2 separate regions of the Mus musculus genome follow, and region 2 is linked to region 1. The links are chromatin loops, found by intact Hi-C in ENCODE. Cell type or tissue: left cerebral cortex. All regions are shown on one strand.

The links. A loop is a pair of places that touch in the nucleus more often than their neighbours do. Peaks named below come from ENCODE experiments on the same cell type or tissue, not always from the same donor. Only the 100,000 strongest peaks of a DNase experiment are listed, where the experiment ranks them.
Region 2: a loop joins it to region 1, with 4 times the contacts of the local background. A loop is called at or near these places in 21 of 42 quality-filtered maps.

What each region holds. Positions count from the first base shown.
Region 1 is chrX:93,066,892-93,071,891 of GRCm38, reverse strand. No RefSeq gene overlaps it. Among named protein-coding and RNA genes, the nearest start is that of Gm38657, 11 kb to the right of the region's middle. In left cerebral cortex, a CTCF peak has its summit at 1,961 (motif pointing left); DNase peaks (open chromatin) are centred at 1,969 and 2,730; H3K4me3 peaks cover 687 bases; H3K27ac peaks cover 245 bases.
Region 2 is chrX:93,472,281-93,477,280 of GRCm38, reverse strand. Pola1 (polymerase (DNA directed), alpha 1) reads left to right here. Exons shown (of 37, transcript NM_008892.2): 32 at 2,794-2,968. Among named protein-coding and RNA genes, the nearest start is that of Gm35587, 73 kb to the right of the region's middle. In left cerebral cortex, no CTCF peak of the experiment used is centred here; no DNase peak of the experiment used is centred here.

The DNA.
Region 1 (5,000 bases):
TCCTAATGTCCAGTGCTAAGCTATAGAAAGATTATGGCTTTCTGTCTCAGGCACACCCTCATGTGCTGTTCATCTTGAGGTATATTCAGCAGCTTAGGTTGCTTTAAGAAAATACTACAGACGAGGCAGGTTAATCCACAGAAATCCATTTTCTCATAATTTTGGAGACTGGAAATTCCAGGTCAAGGAAACAGCCAGTTTGTTTTCTGGTGGTTGTGGGTGACTGCCATCCTGTATGTGCTCATAGGACCATTTTTGGTATGTTCTCTAAGGGGGAAGAAGGAAGGGAGCAGATAGGAAGGGAGAGAGAGAAGAGAAGGGGAAGGAGAGGTAAAGGGGGGAGAGAGAGAGAAGGAGAGAGAAAGAGACAGAGAGAGACAGAGAGGTTGAGAATCAGTATGTTTTCTTATCTGGGTTCCACCATGTAACCCCACTTAGAAGCCTTCACACCAAATACAGTCATACTGGGGGTTAGGGACTTAACATAGGAGGTGTGGACACAAAGATTCAATCCACAGCATATGAGGTAACCATGCAGAGAAGCTCCAGCTAGTGAGCTTAGAAACAGATCTTTTGTGGCTTAACCATCGGCTATGTGAATAATCTTTGAAGTACATTTGCCAGTCATTGGGGCCTTGAAACCTCTGGCCAACCCTTTGATTGCAGCCTTACAAGCGACTGAAACACTGCCACCAGCTTAGCTGCTCCTGGATTGAACCTGGTTGATTATAGAAACCGGAAGGTAATAACTGTTGTTTTCAGCTGCTACACTCAGCAGAATGTATTATCTAACAACAGATAATGCATATACATAGTATCATTTAATATTTGACTCTTCAATTCCTGTTTCACAAGCTTTAGAAGTAGTACATGTTATTAGGAGATTAATTATTAGCAAGGAGAAGAATAGGACATGTGAGAAAGCAGTAACAACTTTCCTTTTGTATACAATCTTTATTTCAGAAATAATTCTTGTGTTCTGTTCCTATCCTGATATGTATAATGCTTTTCTTTGACTCAGGAAATTGGGTGCTCTATGGAAGCTACCTATAAGCCTTACGATTCAGTATATGCATTCTGAATAGACACTATGTAAATATTTGTTTCTACAAGATTTTGCATATGAAAATTCCTTGTTAGTACAGGATTTTGAGGATTCAACTGTCACTGATTGTATGTATATGAATGTGCATTAAAAAAAAAAACAAAAACATCACCCCATGATCTATCGGGATGGGCATTTGATAGTCAGCAAGAGGTAGAGGTTGGCAAAGGAACCATCTACATTTACTGTGCCATCAACCAGCCTCAAATGTATGTCTATCATAAGGATCTTTTGCCTCTAGCCTCTTCAGGCCCAGCTCCATTGGCATTCGGGAGTAGTTACATTCGTAGCCAATTAGCAGGGTGGCACACACTCCGCCAAGAAGCTCTAGTCTCTATAGAGCCGGTATAGAGAGTGAAATTAGCTGAGACAAATACCTGTTAATCCCCGGTTCTTGGCTGGCATGGAATGCCTACTGTGCAGTGCTAATAGTTCTGGGAAATCCCAATTCCCAGTGTCAAGAGTTGAACAGACTAAGTCTGTTAAATGAAGAAATTTACAGCACATTAGCTTTGATCAAGAAATTCTAGGTGCAAGTCTCTTAAACAAATGAAGGCTGCTTGGGAATACAGGTCACTCTTTCTGGGAAGCTGTCCTTTGAGGGAGTGTATCTCCACTTTTTTTCCCATGCCAGAGCAGGGGGCAGAAGAGTGGCAGTTTGAGTGACCGAAGGGGCTGTAGACATAGTCTTATTTAATCATGAGGCGAGAACTATGTGACAATACTAGAGTTTTGTTAAAGGGAGCTTGGACGTGGTTTACTCGAAAAACGCAAAATCTGTAACAAAAACCGCAGGAGCTCCTTACAGCTTCGAGGGACGGTTTGTTTATACTTACATGTGTAAGCCGCGCCCTCTGCTGGCTATATTAAGCCATGTCTCTGTGCTCTTCCTCTCTTTCTGTGAAAATCATGTTGTATTTTCCCATCTGAATTATGTTTTTAGTTGCATTCTATCAGCCCGTTGCTGTCTATGCAAAGAATGAGGCAAGCAGAATTTAAATCGTGGCTTGTGCCATACTGCCTGTCACTCAAAGCTCCACAGAGCGGTCCTGAGAGAAAGGCAAAGAATTTGGCAGTTCCTGGAGACACAACATGAATGTTCAGATTCTGCTCCTTTGGCTGAGTCCAGGTTCCTTTTTCTTTTTCTTTTTTTTTTCTTTTTGGTATATCTTTTAATATTTGTTCCACTGTGGAATGCATAAAAATATCCTTTTAGTACCAAGTGATTCTTTGAACTCAGACAAGCTTTCAATTCTTACTTTCAAAATATAAAAGAGTTTGGCTGTTGCCTTCAAGCTCCAGGGCTCTGGGGGTGGTGGAGAGAGAGAGAGAGAGAGAGAGAGAGAGAGAGAGAGAGAGAGAGAGAGAGAGAGAGAGAGAGAGAGAGAGAGAGAAGAGAGAGAGAGAGAGAGAGAGAGAGAGAGAACGAATCACAGTGAAAGAGGAGGGAGAGTGGGCTGGTGAGGCCCGTGAAGGGGAGGGCAGTTGATTGTATGCTCCAGGGTCACGCTGCCTTGCCTGTAGAAGGAAAGATGATTTACATTTTCATGTGTCTCAGAAAAGAAACCAGAAGTCCCACAATCTGTTAAGAGCCTCTCGGTAGAAGGCACTTCCAATTTCTTTCTTCCAAACAATGAAGAAAGAAGCATCCATTTCAGGCAAGGCAGAGGAACAAAATGTAGCCCTGTGTGCTGGGCTGAGTTAAGCGAGCTGTGAGGAGCGGAGGTGGTAGATGGTGCTGTAGAATTCCATTTCCGGAAAGGAATATTCAAAATGACCAGAGTGAAAATGAAACTATATCATTCTAATCCCTGTAGATACTGACATACAAAGTTTTACCTTCTCCTGCTGCCTCACGGCACAGAGGTCCTTATTGTCTGGTATAGTTGGCAGGAACAAGACGAATGACAAGTAACACAGGTGCTTTTATAAATTGGGATTAAGTCACAATTAGCAGAGTCATACAGCTGGTCTGTTTTGAGAACTCTTTTTCTCCTTCAGTCAGCTTTAGTTGATTAAAGCATTCCCTAATAAGGATGGTCACTGTATGCTCATTCTGTTAATCCCAATTCATAAAAGTCTAATCTACAGCAGAGAAGTTTCTATTGATGTTAGGCTATAGAAAACTCGCTTTCAGGTCGAGGCCATGCCATGCGTGGGGGATGTTAAGCTTTTGCAACAATGGATTCCAGCTACTCATGTTTACCAAGGGCTAGGGATCAGGACCTGTGCTGTTATTCTACAATAAAATATTATGGTGATTGCATGGGGACGCTCCTCAACCAAGTTAAATCTGCAATTTGTATGCCATATAATATTGCTGAAACCTTTTAGCTGCTGTGAGCCCTGAGTAATAAAAACTTAAGTGTTTTTCTTGCCATTTTGATTTTAAAGACTGTATTTTGGAATCCCCCCCCCTCAGATATGTGCAATATATTCAGGTTAGTGATTGTATGGTAATCTAAACCTCATAATCTAAGAATTGTTCCTTTTATACCAAAGTGTTTACCAATAAGTTACTATGGCAACAGTCAAAAGCATGAGTTGTGGAGTCAAACAGTTCTGAATTTGACATTAATAGAAGTGTGGTGATCTTAGTTAAGTTACTTATGTCTCTGGATTTTAGTTACTTTAATTATAAAATGAGTATGATGACAGAATGTATTATAGGGTTGTAAAAATATACTTATGTATAAAAAATTTAGCCCAATTCTTGACCCATGTAATTTCCACAAATGTGTACATCGAATAGACCATTGAATAGACTAGAATCTTGGGATGAAATCAGAAGGCATCACTGGTTTTGTTTTTTTTTTTTTTTGCCTCCCATTGTTTCTTTGAATTTTTAACTGGAAAACATCTTTTTCAAGTATGCAAAAAACTTCAGTTAAGTCCCTCAAATTCTTGGCTTCCCATAGGGGGAAAAAACCAAAACCAAACAAGTTTTAAGGTGACTGTAATTCACAAACCAATTGATAATATTGTTAGGTCATAGATATTTCAAACCTGAGTTAGAGTTAAATTTCTTTCCCCTACTTATAGTTCTTTGCCAGCCCTTTGCTTAGGATTCTGATCCCCTTGGATTTGAAACATAGAAAGAGAGAAAGGGAAAGAGGGTCTGTTTTAGGATGATTTTGTTACTACTGGTCAAACGCTAAACATGATGATCACAGAGCGCTTTTGTGGATTCTGTGCCCCATTCTTTGGTTTGAGCAGCATCTCTATCCCTTTTCCTTCTCTGTCTGGGTGACACACACAGTCTCTCAGTCCTGGAAGGCTCTGCAGGCGGCAGGCTGCCCTTGCGGGCAGTGTCGACATATGGTCGCTGGGATTTACACACATTTGAACTGTCACTGGAGGGGAGTGTATTTACTTCCTAGACACAGCCTTTTAATCTGATGTGTCCAGCTACATTGACTTTCTAAAGTGTGTCAACTCCAGTTCAGTGTGTACCATCTGCCACTGAGCACACATTAAGCTCTTCAAGTGGTGCCTGTGAGGCCATGTCACCTGGGTGAGGAGAGGAGTCAAATCTCCCTATCACCTGTCCCCTTAGAGATCACAAGTGTGAGATTAGGAGCTTAGCCTTCTTTAGAAGGTAAAAAATGTATCTTTTTGCCTATTCTTATATTTTCTAACGCCTACTCTCTCTTTATGTGTGTTCATGCATGTGATATATATTATGTGAGTGCATATACATATTTGCATGTGTTGGGGGGAAGTGCATGCAGAGTTCAGGGGTTGATATTGGGTGTCTGCCTTACATTATTCTCTACTTTATACACTGAGATAAAGTTTCTTACTTAAACCCAGAGCTTGCTGACTGAGGCTAGTCTAGCTAGCCAGCTTGCTATATACTGGGATTACAGTCAGGACAGGCCTCTGTTTGAATGCT
Region 2 (5,000 bases), 410 kb before region 1:
AAATTCTGTTGACATCTTGTTCAGTTTAGGGACTACATCTTTCAGTAATATATCTTAGGTGAGAGCCTAAATGGTTTTCCAGCACACATTATAAAACCTGTTAGCTAACCAGTTGTGAAATTTGCTGTATTTGAGCTTAGGTTTTAAGAATACAGTAGGAAATACGTTGGGCTCACTCTTAGTTAGCTACAAGCTATTTAGAGGTAGAATGCTGTCAGTAGAAAGAATGCTTGGAAATTTGCTTCTGGTCTTTAGAAATACAATACTCCTTTATGAAATCTTTTAGTGATACATATTTGAAAGTAACTCAAAGCACTTGGTGGTGGTTGTTTTGCAGTTCTTTTTTAATTATTAATTTAATATTATTTTAAATTTATTTCTTACACTCCATATTCCATTCCCTACCCCCCATCTGCCCTCTGTCTGCTCCACATCCCACACCTCCTCCCCACCCCACGAGGATGCCCCCACCCCCCACCCCACCTAACCTCTAAACTCCTTTGGGCCTCCAGTGTCTTGAGGGTTAGGCGCATCATCTCTGAATGAACACAGACCCGGAAGTTCTCTACTGTATGTATGTTGGGGGGCCTCATATCAGCTGGTGTGTGCTGTCTGTTTGGTGGTCCAGTGTTTGAGAGAGATCGGGGATCCAGATTAATTGAGACTGCTGGTCCTCCTACAGGGCCACCCTTCTCCTCAGCTTCTTTCAACCTTCCCTAATTAAACAACAGGGCTCAGCTGCTTCTGTCCATTGGTTGGGTGCAAATATCTGCATGTGACTCTTTCAGCTGCTTGTTGGGTCTTTCAGATGGCAGTCATAGGACCATGTGTATGCTACACAAATATTTTACTTTCACTCCAGTTCACCAGTGCCTTAATTTTTTTCACTTACATAAAATTGACTTTAATTCATTATTTAAAAGTAATTGAGTTTCCTCAGTGTGGTGGTGTAAATCCAGCTCTTGGAAGGTAGAGAGAGGAAGATCAGTAGTAGTACAAGGTCATCCTTTGATACAGCACTAAGCTAGAAGTCAACCTAGGGCAGTATAAGATCAGCCTCAACAGCAACAAAAAATCATGAGAGAAAAGATTAAATTCAACAAAAGCCTAATTCTATAGGGTGAGCAGATTTCTGGTACTAAAAGGCAGTCTGAGTATAGCACATGAAGACATAGCCTGATGGTTGTTTTCAAATGCCCAGGTAGCAGCTGTTACCTCATTTCCACCTTACAATTCAGTTTGCTTAAAGGACATGATTAAGCCTCATTCATTCTCATTAATTTTTTTATTGAGTTGTTTAATATGGACAAACAAATTTTAACCTGAGGGTAGCTTTCTTTCTAGAAAATTCATCATACTTCAGACCAGGTAGCACCTAATTGAAAGACAGATAAATTCTGCTTCTATCAGGAACAGAAGCTCAAAGAGTAGGTAGGCCCTGCCTTGTGTCTCTGGTAAAGACCATGATGTGGAAGGTTGCCTATGTTTTGAGCTGAATGCTGAGCTTAGAAGAGACTGATTGTGGCAGGAGTGAAAGAATAGGATTCACATTATAATCAGTTCTACAGAGCAGCTGAGCACTGTGAATAGTTATAATTTACTAGTGTGAATATTAAATTCTGTTGTTTCAGTCAAGAGGAAGAGTGGAGTGAATCATTGGATGTTGGTCCAGTAGAATGATGACTTTTTGATTCACAGATGTCAGCGACATCACTACAGAGCTGTATGTGAGCTAATTAAGTCGAATCTCACAAGTTTAAAGTATAAAACAAGTAGCCCCTAAGAAGAGTATCTATCCCACCTTCATTTGCTTGAGGAGAGATCAGCCTCCTCCTTACCCCTTCCACTGGTCAGGTATTTGACTTTAGAGTACTGCTGCTGTGTAGGTAAATCAGTTACTTTCCTTGTCACTGTGATAAAATACCCCAAAGAAACAAAGGACAAAGGCTTTATTTTGTCACACAGTTTTTGGAAAGGCTACATGCTTCTATGGTTGGAATTGTGGCTGGAAGTAATTGCATTAATAGGATAAAAGGAGTGTTATTTATTCTTTTATTGTCATGTCTTTCACAGTCAGCTATTGGATGGGTCACACGGCCCCTTATGGAGGAGCTAGAGAAATTAACCAAGGAGCTAAAGGGATCTGCAACCCTATAGGTGGAACAACAATATGAACTAAGCAGTACCCTGGAGCTCTTGTCTCTAGCTGCATATGTATCAAAAGATGGCCTAGTCGGTCATCACTGCAAAGAGAGGCCCATTGGACTTCCAAACTTTATATGCCCCAGTACAGGGGAACGCCAGGGCCAAAAAGGGGCAGTGGGTGGGTAGGGGATTGGGGGGGTGGGTTTGGGGGACCTTTGGGATAGCATTGAAAATGTAAACGAGGAAAATACCTAATTAAAAAAAAACAAAAACAAAAACAAAATAAAACAAAAAAGTCATTCTCAGTAGACTAATAGTCACTGGTATTTTCATTCCTTTTTTTTTCTTCATTTTTTCTTATGATATGGCAGGTAGGATTATAATCTAGCTAGTGTCATCTTACTGGTTTCCTATCCTGACAGAAAAGAGCACAATACACTGGATTTACATTCTCAAGCAATGGATAAGATTGAGACCAAAAAGTTCTTGGTCTTTCTAGTCTATGATACATGTGAGATTTTTAACAGGGCAAGACTTCTTGGTGTTTGGAACTAAGGACATAAAATTGAAACTTTTGTTCATCTATTTGATTAAGCAAGTGTATGTGTGATTGAGTTGCTTACAACTTTATGCTGTGTCTTCTTTCAGGATGGGTCAAACCTCACTGCAACTCAGAGGGCCTATGCCCCAGAACAATTGCAGAAACTTGACAATTTAGCCATCGACACCCAATACTACTTGGCCCAGCAGATCCACCCTGTTGTGGCTCGGATCTGTGAGCCAATAGATGGAATTGATGCTGTACTCATTGCATTATGGCTAGGTAAGTGTCCCAAATTCATGAAAAGCTGCATAAAGTAGTAGTGATATGCATATTCCTCCTGTGTGTGTTAGTATCCCTGCTTGCAGAAGCAAGAGTGTGTCTGTTACTTTTTTTATTGTTCTTTGTAGTTGCTTGCCTCATCTATCCCACCAGAATGTGAGCTCCACGTACTTGCTGTCTTTGTAAGTCTGGGCCTACAGGTGATATTCACTGAGTGCTGAGGAAAGGAAGAATTTTATGTACTTATATGGTCACAGTGCTTCCATTTTTAAAGGTCTAATTAGTCACCTTCCATTAATAAGGAGGTTAATGATTTTTTTGCATCTTGTCTAAAGGTATTTTGTTATAAAGTGAGAAAATGCAACTTTAACTTTTAGCTTTTACTTTAAATTTTCTAAAATTAGACTCACTGTTATTATCTAGAAATTGGATGGTTCTTAATTTATCATCATCTCCAGAGGTGGCAGCTAACCTCGAGGCACCAATGTCTCTTTGATTTTTTTTCTTTTTACAGTTCTACCCCTCTTCTATGTCATTATTGCCATATTTGCTTTAAAATGTGTTTCTTAAACATCCCTCATTTCAATTCTAAGTGACCAGAACATAGTTATGTTGCTTTTAAGGTCCCTACTCTATTCTATAGTAAGCAAAGCTGAATATTTTAAAAATACTGCTAAATCCTTAGATGGTACCTCATTCTCCATAAATCAAGTACAGTAATGCTACTGACATACTGTCTTTGGCTCTGACAATTTCAGCCTAGTTTCTAACTCCAACCTATATTAACCTTGTTCCTACTCTGTGCATTCCTTGTTCACTAAATAATGTGTTGCTCATTTTCTCTCTATTTGTTGGAAAAATCTTCTCTCATTTTGACTACAAAATGAGCTGCAGTGTCATAGGACATTGGCATCTCTAGGACCTGGTTTAGATATTAACAAGCCTCTGAAACTTGGTCATGCATTGATTTATTTTTTTGCAGGGAGAGGTAATAGAATATAATTGCTTTGACAGAGATAAGATATATCTGTGATGCTCAGCACAGGACTTGGAGCAGAGGGAGTGCTCAGCACATGGTGGTATATTGACCTGCCATGCTACTTTCTAAATCCAGTGTAAATATGTCCATCTTCTTTCAGTCCATAGGATTTATGAATAGGTAGTATTCAGTATGTCTTTGGAATGTCATTGGATTTTCCAAAGCTCATTAAAATCATATATATTCCATCCTGCCTGTGTCGAATGTGTTTCTGAGATCACATTCCACCCCCATCCCCACTATCCCCATCAGTGTCTGATCTGGAAGTGGAAACTCATTTTTGACATTTGCCTAAGCAAAACATAATTAGGAAGATAAAATTCTGCTACCAAAATAATCATATAATGTATTCTCCAAGTTGAGTTGTATTTGATGATGTTTATAAATCCTCAGCTGGGAGGAGGAGACTATAAATGCATGATTTTTTAGTGTCATTTTTTTCTGTTATATATTGAGTGCTTACTGTGTTTGCTGTGAGAAGTACTTTCCATATCTTATTCAGTCATCGTGACAGCCTCCTTTAGGCATATTGCACTAGCTCCATTTTACAGAAGAGGAAGCATATGAAAAGTAGCTAAGGTAGTTTATCATATAGCTAGTAAGTACGGGGCTGTAGTTAGATTCTTACTAAGTTGTATGTGACTCTAATGGTTCTGCTTCTGACCACTGTGCTAAACTCGCTCCCTAGCAGTAAATAGCATAGCTCTAAGAGACTGGAAGATGTTCTTTACCAGGAGTGAGGTGCTGTAGATATGCAAGCATGAGGAGCTTTGCTCTTGTGCCCTCTTAGCAAAATCTAGCTCTTTGTTAGCTCTTTCAATTTGTCCTTTGCTATATAATAAGTAACCTGATCCAAAGGCAAACTGTTCTGTCTTTCTTTGATTTTGAGTCTGCCAGTGGCCAATGATTGATAAGGAAGGCACATGGTAAACCCCTCATCCTGATTGAAGTCAATGGAAGTCCTCCATCTTGAGCCATTGACAAACTGCTGCT